Regions from separate parts of the Homo sapiens genome. Here region 2 is linked to region 1. Evidence: chromatin loops called from intact Hi-C (ENCODE). Cell type or tissue: ascending aorta. All regions are shown on one strand. Each heading gives the region's core, and the rest is flanking DNA. Links, peaks and the distances in the headings are about the cores only.

Evidence for each region. Peaks named below come from ENCODE experiments on the same cell type or tissue, not always from the same donor. Only the 100,000 strongest peaks of a DNase experiment are listed, where the experiment ranks them.
Region 2: it touches region 1 in a loop (4-fold over the local background); 10 of 110 quality-filtered maps call a loop at or near these places.

What each region holds. Positions count from the first base shown.
Region 1 is chr3:10,222,703-10,230,330 of GRCh38, forward strand. IRAK2 (interleukin 1 receptor associated kinase 2) reads left to right here. Exons shown (of 13, transcript NM_001570.4): 9 at 1-129; 10 at 3,669-3,731. Among named protein-coding and RNA genes, the nearest start is that of TATDN2, 22 kb to the right of the region's middle. RefSeq lists enhancers at 2,602-3,384, 3,560-3,609 and a silencer at 3,723-4,017. In ascending aorta, for the core only: a CTCF peak has its summit at 2,403 (motif pointing left); a DNase peak (open chromatin) is centred at 2,339; H3K27ac peaks cover 1,808 bases.
Region 2 is chr3:9,711,084-9,718,711 of GRCh38, forward strand. CPNE9 (copine family member 9) reads left to right here. Exons shown (of 21, transcript NM_153635.3): 8 at 1,458-1,521; 9 at 1,642-1,745; 10 at 1,892-1,996; 11 at 3,831-3,872; 12 at 4,206-4,281; 13 at 4,390-4,443; 14 at 4,891-4,952; 15 at 5,975-6,021; 16 at 6,946-7,127; 17 at 7,392-7,519. Among named protein-coding and RNA genes, the nearest start is that of CPNE9, 11 kb to the left of the region's middle. RefSeq lists a silencer at 4,703-4,832. In ascending aorta, for the core only: a CTCF peak has its summit at 4,877; a DNase peak (open chromatin) is centred at 4,898; H3K27ac peaks cover 2,017 bases.

The DNA of each region.
Region 1 (7,628 bases), core at 1-5,000:
GTCAACAAAAGGTCAAAATACACCATGATGAAGACTCACCTGCTCCGGACGTCAGCCGCGTATCTGCCAGAGGATTTCATCCGGGTGGGGCAGCTGACAAAGCGAGTGGACATCTTCAGCTGTGGAATAGTAAGAGTGTCCTGCTCTGCGTAGAGTGGGGCCCACCTTGATTTGTCCTTCCCACGGCTCCTTTGTAATCACAGGATACGGTAGAGGCACACAGACAGGTTCCATCAAAGTACAACAGGGGCTGACAAACTGTGGCCCACAGGCCACTTTGGCCTGTGGCGTATTTTGTATGGTCTGTGAGCTAAGGGTAGTTTTACATTTATAAAGGATTATATTTTTAAACACAAAGAATATGTGATAGAGACTGAACATGCTCCCCAAAAGCTCACATATTTACTGTGTGGCGTGTTACAGAAGAAATTTGCCAGCCCTTGAAGGAAAACCACTCATGAGTGTCCAGGTTCTAGTAGGCTCCAGATATCCTCTCCTGACTTCCGTAATTCCCATCCAGCCATCCACTTGTCCATCCAGTTGTCTATTTGTCCTTATTTGTTCATCGCTGTCCGATCATCCATCTACCCTTTAGCTGCCCATCCATTCAGCGACCACTGACCCACCCAGCATCCCACCCTACCACCACCACCATCCTTGTCTGCCATTATGTCGTGCCAGGCACTAGGAATATGAATGTAACAAAAACACAGTCCCTCCCCTCAGGAGCTCATGGTCTGCATGTAGCAGTCTCCAAAGTATATTTCTGTAGAACTCCAGTTCCTTCGGACCTCTAGGATTGATGTGTTAAAAGGGTTTGTGCCCTGACAGGCTTGGAAATATTGCATTAGGCAAAGTCAAGCAGGTTTCTTTACCACAAGATTAATTCAAGCTGGTTGAATGGTAGTGAGCCTTTAATCTGGTACTTGTGAATTCACCAGAGAGGGGTATGCAGTGTTTCCCAAGCTCATTTGACTATGGAACCTTGTGTTCTCAGAATATCTGTCCTTGTCAGTGTTCCATGGAACCCAGTCTGGGAAATGCTGGCTGAGAAGAGTAACAGTCAGGTTGGCTTCAGCCAAGTGCATACAGCTGCCCCTTGGGCCTCACCCTCTTTTCTTCTCTAGCCTTGAACTCTGTACTTCCTCTCTCTGACCACAGTCTCCTGTCTGTCTACCTCTGCTACCAGAACCGTGGCCCTGAGTCACCTCTGCCCTCAGCCAGAACCCCAGATTCTGCACCTCCGTGTCTCCCAGCTGGTTCCTCTGCCTCCCTCAGCCCCACTGCAAGTTGTTCAGTGAAGCTCAGCAGGGCTAGTCCAGGCTCCTTCTCCTTTAAGAACCAGGGGGATGGGCAGGGAGTGGTGGCACATGCCTAAAATCTCAGTACTTTGGGAGGCCGATGTGGGCAGATCACCTGAGGTCAGGAGTTCAAGACCAACCTGGCCAACATGGTGAAACCCCGGCTCTACTAAAAATACAAAAATTAGCTGAGTGTGGTGGCATGTGCCTGTAATCGCAGCTACCTGGGAGGCTGAGTCAGGAGAATCACTTGAACCTGGGAGGCAGAGGTTGCAGTAAGCCGAGATCGCGCCATTGCACTCCAGCCTGGGCAACAGAGCAAGATTCTGTCTCAAAAAAAAAAAAAAAGAAAAAAAAGAACCAGGGGGATAGAACCCCTAGGCCCGGCTCAGTTACTTTCAGCTGTGTGACTTACACCTAGCACTTCTGTCTCTGGGCCTCAGTTAAGCCTTCTGTAAGATGGGGCTAACGATACACATGGAGATGAATGGGATAATGTATATAAGCAGGTGAGCATGGCACCCTGCACCCTGCACCTACCAAGAATATTATGATGACTGTGGTTATTGTTATTCCCACCTTTACACCCTCCTTCTGATATCTGTTTACTCTTGACCTTCTAACTGGTGTGTTAGCGTCACAGATGACTTCCTCATCCATCCATTCACCCTCCCACCTATCCATCTATTCATCCACCCATGCACCCACCCTCCCACCCACATACCCATCCATCCATCCATCCATCCATCCATCCATCCATCCATCCATCCATCCATCTACCACCCATCCATCCATTCATTCATTGAATGCCTCCTGGCTCCTGCCACCCTTTTGCTCAGCCCTGCCTCTGGTTGACTGATAACGCTTTTGAACTTTGATTCCTCCTGTGGGGATCACAGTGCATTGCTCAGTGTTTTTTGGTGAGTGCTCAGTGACCTCTATAAAGGACTTGGCTCAGAGCCTGCTCTGTGAAAGGGGCACAGGAAGTCTTTGTTTATTCATTTCCCCTTGTTCTGTCCCTTCCTGGCAGGGACCTGTCAGGAGTCCCTTTTCAATTGGCTCCTGTCCCACTTGCAGCAGTGATGCCCTCTGCTGCCCTTTTCTGGTCACTGCCAGTCTGTTATTAATCCTGGGTGGTTTAAAACCTTTATCCTTTCCTTCCTCCAGGCTTGGAGGGATTCTTGGCTATAAATGTGACCCTATTCTGACTTGCTTTGAGAGATGCTGTGGGAGAGAGGTTCCACACTAAGTGTGGGGTCTTCACACCTTTAATATTCACAACTGCTAGTCCCCATTTAACAGATGAGGACACTGAGGCTCAGGTTTTAGTTACTTGCCTAAAGATCACCTGAGCATATAAGGAACAGAGTCAGAATTTGAACTCAGGCCTGACTGTAGAGCCCTTAGCCATCATAGCATTGTCTCTACTGAGAAACCCTGTTCAAAGCAGTTTCCTGTTTATGAAGACATATATCATGGTTTGCCAATTTTGTGGTGACTTACACGTATACAGGGTTGTGCTCCTTCTGCGAGTGGATGCGCTAATGAATAAATAATGTTAGTAAAGGCCTGTGAGTGAAACATGCTATGGATGCTGCAAGATTTGTCTAGAATAGATACCTGCCTGCATGCAGAGTCTTTCCTTCCCTGAGATTCACAGAGCAATGCCTGCTTGCCATAGCTGAAGGTTTTTTGGTGTTTTTTTTTTTTTTTGAGACGGAGTCTTGCTCTGTCGCCCAGGCTGGAGTGCAGTGGTGCGATCTCAGTTCACTGCAAGATCCACCTCCCAGGTTCACGCCATTCTCCTGCCTCAGCCTCCCAAGCACCTGGGACTACAGGCACCCGCCACCGCGCCTGGCTCATTTTTTTGTATCTTTAGTAGAGACGGGGTTTCGCTGTGTTAGCCAGGATGGTCTCGATCTCCTGACCACGTGATCCGCCCACCTCAGCCTCCCAAAGTGCTGGGATTACAGGCATGATCCACCGTGCCCAGCCAGCTGAAGGATTTTTAAATGAAACAATCTTTAAAAAATAGTGTATATATACGTGTGTGTGTATCTATATTTATCTATACCTATATATATCTTATGGTAATACATATAAACACACACACACATGAATTTTTGAAAACCATCTTCTCTGCCTGGCTATCAATTAATTACAACCTTCCACTGGCAGCTTGGTGGCATCTTTAATTGGAGGAGGTGTTTAGTGATATTCCCATGTTCCAGATTTTGGGCAGGTGTGTCTGCTGGCAATGGCAGAGCTGCACCTGGAGCTCAGAACTGAGAAGAGAAGACAGAATCTGCTGCCTGGCTGTGTGCACGAGCGTCTGAACCATGCTAACTCACGTTCTGTTCTCTCCAGGTGTTGGCCGAGGTCCTCACGGGCATCCCTGCAATGGATAACAACCGAAGCCCGGTTTACCTGGTAAGGGAACTTGTCACATCTGGCTGGGAGGTATATTTGGGCCTCACAGCTCTGTAGAGAGGGCAACGACCTCAATTCTAGCTAGTTTTACACATGCAAATGAGGCCCGGTACAAGGTTGCATTTGCATCCCCACAAAGCAGCTTTAACCTCCCATCCCCACCTGCCAGCCAACCATTGCTTTTTCATGATAATAGCATCTGGGGCTTGGTGCGGTGGCTCATGCCTGTGATCACAGCCTTTGGGAGACTGATGTGGGTGGATCATTTGAGACCAGGAGTTCAAGACCAGCCTGGCCAACATGGTGAAACCCTGTCTCTATTAAAAAAAAAGAAAAGAAAAAACTTACAAAAAACCCCCAACATTATCCAGGTGTGGTCGCATGTGCCTGTAATCCCAGCTACTCGGGAGGCTGAGGCAGGAGAATCACTTGAACCTGGGAGGCAGAGGTTGCAGTGAACCAAGATTATGCCACTGCACTCCAGCCTGGGTGACAGAGCGAGACTCCATCTCAAAAAAAAAAAAAAAAAAAAGATTTTGGAATGTTTATAGAAAGCACTTGTATAAAAGAGAAAGCACTTCTCTATATATCAGGCAATTCATTAGGGATTTTCCTCAAATTGATAAAAGTTAATTTCAGCCCTTTTAAACAAGTTTCTATAATAAAAACAATTTCCATTTTGTAGGCCAAAGATCTGATATACACAGTCATTTAAAAAATATAACAACCTGGCTGGGTGTGGTGGCTCACACCTCTAATCCCAGCACTTTGGAGGAGGCCAAGGCGGGCGGATCACTTGAGGCTGGGAGTTCGAGACCAGCCTGGGCAACATGGCGAAACCCTGTCTCTACTAAAAATACAAAAATTAGCCAAGCGTAGTGGCACACACCTGTAATCCCAGCTACTTGGGAGGCTGAGGCAGGAGAATCGCTTGAACCCAGGAGACAGAGGTTGCGGTGAGCCAAGATTGCACCACTGCACTCCAGCCTGGGTGACAGAGTGAGACCCTCTCTCAAAAAAGAATAAAAATATAACAACCTAGCCTGACTTTGTGTTAAATACTTTCCATACATTATCTACCTAAATCATCTCAATTTTTCCATGATAGAGTCATTATATTCATCTGCAGATGAGGAAAGCTGGCTCTGAGTTTGGCCTAGGATCTCAGTTGGAATTACCAAGTGTCAGAGCTGGAATTCTGAGTCAGATCTCCCTGAGCCGACATCATGAGTTTTTTTTTTGTTTTTGTTTTTGAGACGGAGTCTTGCTCTGTCGCCCAGGCTGCAGTGCAGTGGTGCAATCTCGGCTCACTACAAGCTCCACCTCCCGGGTTCATGCCATTCTTCTGCCTCAGCCTCCCGAGCAGCTGGGACTACAGGCGCCCACCACCACACCTGGCTAATTTTTTTGTATTTTTAGTAGAGATGGGGTTTCACTGTGTTAGCCAGGATGGTCTCAATCTCCTGACCTCGTGATCCGCCCGCCTCGGCCTCCCAAAGTGCTGGGATTACAGGATCTTGAGTTCTTAACCACAGCAGTCTCCTGCTTGTTTCTTGTGACAGTCCAACCATACGAATTCAGTATTATCATTCCCATTTACAGCTGAGAAAACTGAGGGCAAGCTGAAGTGACTTGTCTCACGCCCCTCAGTGAGACCAGTGGTGGAAGTGGGGTTTAAATTGAACCCAAGGCTTTTGCAGAGTTTCAAATCTCATCCAAACTCTAGTCTTCCTCATCAGTTTGAGAGGGGGCACCTTTTCCTACTGGGTATTGAGGCCATTGGAACAGACAGATTATTATTTTATTTATTTATTTATTTCTGGTGACTGGGCCCCAGAAGCATCCCCTGGGCTCTGGGGTAGGGAGGCTGAAGGCCTCGCTACTCCATGCAGAAAGTCACGACATGTTCCTTTGATGAACTCTGTGAGTTCCACCCCTTTTGGGCAGTCAATCCCATATGCTGCAGAGAGGTCTGTCTGGGCAGCTCAGATGTGGTTTGGGGCTGTTTGGGGGCAGTTTCTCATCTCCTGACTATTTTCTTGAGATGGATTTCCCAGCAGTCCTCTGGGGCTCCCCGGACAAGTGTCACAGTGGAAGGAGGCTTTTGAGGCACTGACAGGAAGTTGTCTAGAATTATTTTTTTGCTAATGATTTCTAAAAATGTGGAAAATAACAATTTTTTAAAATGTAGTTTCTTTCTCTTATTCTAGACTCTTGTATGGTCTCTTATCATGTTCTGTTGTGGTAGGTGCAATCCAATGGTTAATCAAGATTTGAGTCAGGGAGGAAAGCTTGCTGATTTCCTGTGGCCCAGGGTAGGAGGAAGCAGGCCTCCTCCAGGCTTGGGAAAGTGTTAGTTGCCACAGTGTTTCCTGAGGGCATTTGGTGGTTTCCACCTAAATTGAAAATATGAGTACCCTCTGACACGGCAGTTCCATTTGTGCCTAGAGAAACATGCACACATGTGAGGAGAGGCAGATGAACAAGGATATTTGTAGTGGCATTTTTTTTTTTTTCGAGACAGAGTCTCGCTCTGTTGCCCAGGCTGGAGTGCAGTGGGCGTGATCTTGGCTCACTGCAACCTCCACCCCCCGGGTTCAAGAGATTCTCCTGCCTCAGCCTCCTGAGTAGCTGGGACTACAGGTGCGCATCACCACACCCGGCTAATTTTTGTATTTTTTTTAGTAGTGACAGGGTTTTGCCATGTTGGCCAGGCTGGTCTTGAACTCCTGACATCACTCAGGTGATCTGCCCACCTTGACCTCCCAAAGTGTTGGGATTACAGGAGTGAGCCACTGCGCCTGGCCAAATTTAATTTAATTTGATTTAGAGATAGGGAGGGGTCTTGCCCTGTCACCCAGGCCAGAGTGCAGTGGCATGATTGTAGCTCACTGCAGCCTCGAATGCCTGGGCTCAAGCGATCTTCCCATCTTGGCCTCCCAAATTGTGAGGATTACAGGTGTGAGCCATGGCGCCCAGCCTGTATGAGTTTTGACAAATGTATACAGTCATGTAACCACCACCACAATCAAGATACGGAATATTTTTGTCACCCCAGAAAATTCCCTCCACTTACAGGTCCTGGCAATTACTCATCTAATTTCTGTCCACATAGCTCTATCTTCTTTAGAGGGTCATATCAATGGGCCCATGGCAGATGCACCCATTTGTTTCTGTCCCCCTTCATGTAGCATGGTGCTTAGATTCATCCATGTTGTTGACGTGTCAGTAATTCATTCCTTTTCATTGCTGAAGAGTATTCCATTGTATGGATAGATGACTGTTTATCCATTTACCAGTTGCTGGACATTTGGGTTATTTCCAGGTTTTGGCAATTCTGAATAAAGCCAACACAAACATTCTTATTTTAAAAAAATGAAAAAGAGGCCGGGCACAGTGGCTCACGGCTGTAATCGCGGCACTTTGGGAGGCTGAGGTGGGTGGATCACTTGAGTTCAGGAGTTCAAGACCAGCCTGGGCAACATGGTGAAACCCCGTCTCTACTAAAAACACAAAATTAGCCCTGTGTGGTGGCGAGTGCCTGTAATCCCAGCTACTCAGGAGGCTGAAGCAGGAGAATCGCTTGAACCTGGGAGGCAGAGTACAGTGAGTCGAGATTGTGCCACAGCACTCCAGCCTGGGCAACAGAGTGAGACTCTGTCTCAAAAAAATAAAAAAGTAAATTGAAAAAGACATGTATGTTCTGACAGGGACATATCTCCAAGTGAACAAAGCAAATTCAGAATAGTATATAGTATGATCACATTTTTGCTAAAAATAGATGGATGAATGAATGAAAACATTGTATCACATATTTTCTTCTCTATAAATTGAGGATAATAGTAGTACCCCCCCCCACCGACAAGGTATGTTTGTTTGTTATCATTTTTGGAGATA
Region 2 (7,628 bases), core at 1,777-6,776, 510 kb before region 1:
AATCACTGACTGGAATTCACACTGGATGGATGAGGTGGTAAGGGAGAACATCAAAGAGGCAAAGAACAGTGAGGAGGCAACAGGATCAACAATTTGTTGGTCCTGGATGTGCAAGCGAATTATTTATTTATTTTTTTGAGACAGAGTCTTACTCTGTCACCCAGGCTGGAGTGCAAGGGCTTGATCTCAGCTCACTGCAAACTCTGCTTCCCGGGTTCAAGCGATTCTCCTCCCTCAGCCTCCCGAGTAGCTGGCATTACAGGCGCCCGCCACCACGCCCAGCTAATTTTTTCTTTTTTTTTTTTGCAGTTTTAGAAGAGATGGGGTTTCACCATGTTGGTCAGGCTGGTCTCGAGCTCCCGACCTCAGGTGATCCGCCCGCCTAGGCCTCCCAAAGTGCTGGGATTATAGGCGTGAGCCATCGCGCCCAGCCGTAGGCGAATAGAACCTATTCTCATCACACTCCCTCTTTGCAAAGCACAAAGAGTCAAAGATCAAAGGAGCCAAAGAAATAGTTCAACTCTCATTCTAAGGATAGGGAAAATCACATAGCAAGTTAGAGCCAGGACTGGAACCCAGGACCCTCCTGACCTAGTTTTCTCTCTGCCACATTTTGGATCCCTTTGGGAATCAGGGTTCACAGGCCCCTATCAACAAGGTCTCTTACTGCTGGGGATGGGGGTTCTCGTATGCACCATTCAAGCACATGGAAGTGTTCCTTCTAGGGTCAGGAAAGGATAAAGTTTCCCTTGTCTTTTAAATCTCCCTCTCCATGGTCTTCAGAAAGCACATCAGCTTTGACCTAACAAGCTAGCCCTTTTGTCCCTGGGTCTGGACAGAAATTCTTCTCCCTCATTCAGTATCACTACAATCCACTCTACTTACCTATTGGCATTGACATTCCACCTACCCCCGCCCCCAAAGCTCCCTGCGGGCAGTCTAGCAGAGCCGGAGAGAGCCAGTTGCCCAATTCATATCTATCACAGCACCCAGCATATAGTAAGAACCAGAGTCAGCTTTGAAGACTACAACCAGCTCATATCTATAAGGCTTACGAGTTGCTTTTCCTTCCATGCACTCATTCAGATCTGTTCACAGCCCTGACAAGTCATCATGATTCCCATTTCATAGAGAAAAAGACTAAGGCCGAGGAAGGGTAAATAACTTGCCCAGGGTCACACAGCTTAACAATCATAAAATCCACTGGCTCTAAATCCCATGTCTTTCTCATGCTACTGTTGTGAGATGTTCACCTAAGCTGTTCTAACCCCTTTTCACCAGACTGCAGACCCCACCCAGTCAAAGTGAGGCCCTTCCTCACCAGAAGGCACTCAAGACACAAGGGACTGTCAGTAAATGGCAAACTGAATCCCCTGGCCCACCTAACCCCAGACTGGCCACTCAATCCTTGTTGCCTACCCTCCCTCCTCTCACTAAGAGGCTTTTTCTGCTTCCAGGGGTGTACCAGGCAAGAAGTGTGGGACCATATTGCTGACTGCAGAAGAGCTTAGCAATTGTCGGGTCAGTAAGGGCCACATGCTAGACCCAGGAGCTCCCTTCTCTCCCCGTAAACCCTTTAATGGACTGTCTGAAGGCTATGGACAATTGGGGTGCCACCAGCCCAACTTCATCCATCCCTAGGACATTGCCACCATGCAGCTGTGTGCAAACAAGCTGGACAAGAAGGACTTCTTTGGGAAATCAGACCCCTTCCTTGTGTTCTACAGGAGCAATGAGGATGGCACGTGAGTCACTGCCATCAGGGCTGTTAGGCTGGGGTGGGCCATGTGCTTAACAAGTGGGGGAATCTCAGGAATCTCTGAGAGCATCTGGATTCAGTCCTACCCCGGGCACGAGATAAATTATACCAATTCTTCCCACTCCCCTCCAGGTTCACCATCTGCCACAAGACAGAGGTTGTGAAAAACACGCTGAATCCTGTGTGGCAGCCCTTCAGCATCCCTGTGCGGGCTCTGTGCAATGGAGACTATGACAGGTTGGCTCCAGCATAAGCTGGGGAGTAAGGAGCCAAGGACATGCCAGTGTGGTTCCTGGGCCCAAGAATGATAGTAGAAGTATCATAATAGCGTTGGAGGGTCCTGCTCAGTGAGACAGAGTTTGGGGCATGAGGTTGGGTGGATGGACAGGCAGATGGATAGCCACACAGATGGATAGGTGGACTATCCAGGGATGGATCGACTGATGGATGGAATGGTAGGTGGATGGGTAGATGAAAAGGCAGATGAACAAATGAATAAGCAGATACATGGATGGATCGTTGGATGGGTAAACTGGTGAATGGTTGGATATGTATGTGGATGGATATATGAGTGAATTGATGGGTGGGTAGAGGGGCAGATAAATGAATGGACAGCAGAAGAATGGATAATTGGACTGATGGGTGGGTTTGTGGATATACAGGTGATGGGTGATTAACGGATGAATGAGCTGATGGATGGGTGGGTGATAAATTGGTAAATGAGAGTTTGATGGATGACTGGGGAGGCAGGAGGATGAATAGAAAAGCAGGTGGAATACAAAAAGATAGGTAGAGTGACAAGTGGATTGATGGTTGGATAGATGAATAGATGGCAAATGGATGAACGGATGGATTTGTAGGTGAATTAGTTGATGGATGGGTATAAATTAGATGGATAGGCCAACCAAATGAATGAGTAAATGGGTAGTATAAAGACAGATGGTAGGGGCCGGGCGCGGTGGCTCACACATGTAATCCCAGCACTTTGGGAGGCCGAGACGGGCAGATCACGAGGTCAGGAGATCGAGACCATCCTGGCTAACACGGTGAAACCCCATCTCTACTAAAAATACAAAAAAAATTAGCCGGGCGTGGTGGTGGGCGCCTGTAGTTCCAGCTACTCAGGAGGCTGAGGCAGGAGAATGGCATGAACCTGGGAAGTGGAGCTTACAGTGAGCCGAGATCACGCCACTGCACTCCAGCCTGGGCGACAGAGCAAGACTCCGTCTCAATAAATAAATAAATAAATAAATAATAAAGATAGGTGGTAGGTGGAAGGGTGGAAGAATGGATGGGCACATAGATGAGTAGATGAATGGTTATGCTGATGAATGGATAACCAGATGGATAGATGTTATATAGTTGGTAGACAGACAGACAGATGGATGCTTGCATGCCTCAGTGAGTCAGTGAATGGCTAGATGTATAGTTAGGTGGCTAAAGAGATGAACTGATAGGTAATTGGACTGGCAAATATATGGGTAAATAGGTAGCTAGATGGATAGACGGATGGTTGGATGGGCTGATATACTGATAGGTAGACATATGGAATGATTTAGGCATGACAGTTAAGAACAAAGTCTTTGGAATCAGGATGCCTGGGTTTAAATCTCAGTTCAGTCATTTACTAGCTATGAGATCTTAGCCAAATTACTTTTTTTTTTTTGTATCTCAATTTCCTTATCCCAAAATAATAATAATAGTAATTACTTTATATAGGGTGATTGTTAAGTTAAATGAGACAATCTGTGAATGTGCTGAGAAAAATGCCTGGAATACAATAAGGCTCAAAGTGGTAAAAAAAAAAAAAAAAAAAAAAAAAAAAACCAACCAAACAAACAAAAAAAGTATTAGTGGTACTAACCAGAGTAGTATTAATAGGGGTAGGTGGTTGGGTACAGGCACAGACTGATGAATGAATAGACAGGATGGGAGGCAGGTTGAAAGATGAACAACTTAATGGGAAGACAGATGGGTGGATGGGGAGATGATATGTGTGTGGTTAAGTGTATGAGGGTGTCTCTGGGATTTATCATACACACCTAGGGTATGTTTATCTCCTACATTTCAGAACGGTGAAGATTGATGTGTACGACTGGGACCGGGATGGAAGGTAGAACTGCCCCACATGGTCCCTTCTCCTGTACTTGACCCAAGCAGTTCTCAATAATATGTTGTACATTCACTGAGAACCCCAAAGTAGCTTTAGGAGCCAGGAAAGGTGATGATAAACACCAGTGTCTTGGGTACAACTGATCCCCCCAATTGTCTCTCTGGACACTGTCTCTTCCCGTTTTTCCCCTATGTTTGGCCTCCCTTATGGCCCCAGCACTAGGCTGCCCTGCAGCCTAAGTAGGGGCTTAGGATAGGAGGAATAAAAGACTGGGTTCAGCTCTGGTTCCAAACCAGCAGCACCTGCTGCTTAGCCACGCCCACCTCATTGCAGCCACGATTTCATTGGTGAGTTCACCACCAGCTACCGGGAGCTGAGCAAGGCCCAGAACCAGTTCACAGTATATGAGGTGAGCATTCCAGCCCTGCCCAGGTCACCCAGGCCCTCCATCCCAGTGTGCTCAGTCTGGACCTCCCTTCCTTTGTTTCTCATCATCACTGTTACCTCCTCCCCTTAGGTTCTTAACCCTCGGAAGAAATGTAAGAAGAAGAAATATGTCAACTCAGGAACTGTGAGTGCTCCCTAGAGCCGTGGCCCTCCCTGGATCCTTCCGTGTCTGTCCCCATTGACACAGCATGGCAAATATCGAGGGCAGGGCAAGACAGTGGGCACAGATTACTTGGAATAGTAATATTGGGCACAAGGAGCACCACTTAAGTTTTTCTTTGTTTTTTTTCTCACTCAGGAAATTTTTCTGACTTCACTCTTTTGCAGAATAAAAGAAAAAAACCTAAGTTGTATTTCCCAATTTAATATACTTTTGGAAATCCAACGATGTTTCTGACAGCTTCCCCTTTTCCCCTGTCAGAAGTTGAACAGGGTGGGACTGACTGGGGGAGCGGGTGGAATCATGTGCCTCCCATCACGTGCCTCTTTCCAAGCCCCTATGGGCCTCACTTCCTTCTGCCACCCCAACTGCCTTTTCCAAAGTGCCAGGGCTGCCTATTCTGTCCCACAGGTGACGCTGCTCTCCTTCTCTGTGGACTCTGAATTCACTTTTGTTGATTACATCAAGGGAGGGTGAGTCACAGGCCAAGCTCTGGGCTGAAAGCCCGGCAATAAATTACTCCCAGTTCTGAGCCCCAGGTTTCTTATTTATGAATGGTCAGGGCCCAGTGAGACCATGGAGATAAACTTTAAAACACTTGGCCAACTATAAAGTGCTCTGTAAAATGCAAAATACTGCTCTTCTTAGTTCCCTTCATGGGGCTGCTTTTCATTCTTAGCTTTCGACTCCTCCTGGGAAGATGGCTCCCAGACCAGTGGTCTTCACTGGTGGCCCCAGTAACCTAATTGGGGCACAAATAAAGTTATAGTCAGGCAAGAGGGAGAGGTAGAAGAGAGGGCACAACCAAGCAGACTATAGGGGACATTCTGTTTGGTTTGGTGGAGGCAGGCAGACCTGGGAAAGGTAACTTTGCTTCTCTGAACTTCACTTTTCTCCTATGTAAAATGAGGATTTTTTTTTTTTTGAGATGGCGTTTCACTCTTGTTGCCCAGGCTGAAGTGCAATGGTGCGATCTTGGCTCACTGCAACCTCCGCCTCCCAGGTTCAAGCAATTCTCCTGCCTCAGCCTCCCAAGTAGCTGGGATTACAGGCATGCGCCACCACGCCCGGCTAATTTTTTGTATTTTTAGTAGAGATGCGGTTTCCCCATGTTGGTCAGGCTGGTCTCAAACTCCCGACCTCAGGTGATCCACCCTCCTCAGCCTCCCAAAGTGCTGATTACAGGCGTGAGCCACGGCGCCCAGCCAAATGGGGATATTAATCACTACTTCAGGGCTATAGTAAGGGTTAAATTAAATGACATATAATACACCTGCCACACAGTAGGCATTTAATTCTGTTACCTAAAGTGTAGTCCATGAGCCAGCAGCATCAGCATTACTTGGGAGTTTGTTAGGCTCTACCCAGACCATCTGGATCAGAATCTGCATTTTAACATGAGCCCCACGTGATCCATATGCACATTACTGTTTGAGAAATAGTGATGTAATAATCATTAGTTCCTCACTTCTCAATTCATCTGCTTCCCCAACAGGACACAGCTGAACTTCACAGTAGCCATTGACTTCACGGCTTCCAATGGTGAGACACGGATGAGTGAAAAAGTCGGAGGTGGGAAGGCACTTCTAAGGGAGTCATTAGGAGTTGGCCTGGATTCCTACCTAGAGATAAGAGTTTACCTACCCAAGAAGCCCAAACTTAGGCAAAACCCAGCCAGGAAAATAGAGTGCAGAAAAATAGATGGGTAGATGGATCATAGAGGGTTGAAAGGATATATAGCTCAACAGGTGGATGAGTAGGCTGATGGATGAGAGAGAAAGGGGGTATAAGGAGAGATGGAGAGGTGAACAGGTGGTGAGTCATGAATGGATGCATAGATCCATGAACAAATGGAGTGGGTACATGGGTTGGTGAGTATAATAGGTTAGACAAGTAGATGCATCGATGGGTATGTGGGTGGACAAATGGACTAAAGTTTAAGTTGGGGAAATAACAAGTAATTAGGGGAAATGCATGAGTGGATAGATCCATATGAGAATAGACAAGGGAATGAATGGAATGGAGAGGGCTGGCTAGCCGGATGGATAAAATAATACTGTTGTATAGATGGGTGGAAAATGAAGAAAAATGGCAAGTAGACAAGTGGGTGGATGGATGGATGGATGGATGGACTGATGGATGGATGAGTGGGTAAGTGGATAGCTGCATAAGAGAATGGAGAGATTGGTGGATAAAGATGTATAAGTAGACTGAAAGATAGATGTATGGCTAGGTAGATGGGTGGATGGATGTGTGGGTAGGTAGGTAAATGGATGAATAGATATAGGGATGGGTGGGTGGATAGATGGATAAATGAACAAATGGATGATTGGGTAAAATAAGGAGGGAGGACATGGGTAGAGGGCAGATAAATGGATATAGGTGGATGAATGCACACAAAGATAAGCAGGTGAACAGATGGATGATCCAGATGATCATGAGGCTGGGGTTCCTGTGTCCCTACAGGGAATCCTCTGCAGCCTACCTCCCTGCACTACATGAGTCCCTACCAGCTCAGCGCCTATGCCATGGCCCTCAAGGCAGTGGGAGAGATCATCCAGGACTATGACAGTGATAAGCTCTTCCCAGCTTATGGCTTTGGGGCCAAGCTGCCCCCAGAGGGACGGATCTCCCACCAGTTCCCCCTGGTATGGTATTGGCCAGAGCTTACCCTCCGTGCCCTGGCATCTGGTTCACCCAAGTTGATGATTTTGTTCTGTTTACATTACTTCAAAGGGCATGTAGAGGAACAGGAAGCTATGAGAGGATAGCAGAGCAGGGAGGGGAGCAGGGCTGGGTTTGGAGGGGAGCATGAAAGGGACTGATGGAAAAAGGAAGGAGTGAGCTGGAATCAGAGCACTCCTGCATGTACCCTGCATGGGCTCAGCCTGGCAGGGCATATTCTTTGACAGAACAACAATGATGAGGACCCCAACTGTGCGGGCATCGAGGGTGTGCTGGAGAGCTATTTCCAGAGCCTGCGCACAGTGCAGCTCTATGGGCCCACCTACTTTGCTCCTGTCATCAACCAAGTGGCCAGGTAAGGGAACTGGGTGGAAGCTGGGGGAAATGAGGGGACCCACATAAGGGATTGACCCCCCAAGGATAGTCAGGAGCACTCTAAGTAATTTAGGATGATTTGAAGTAAA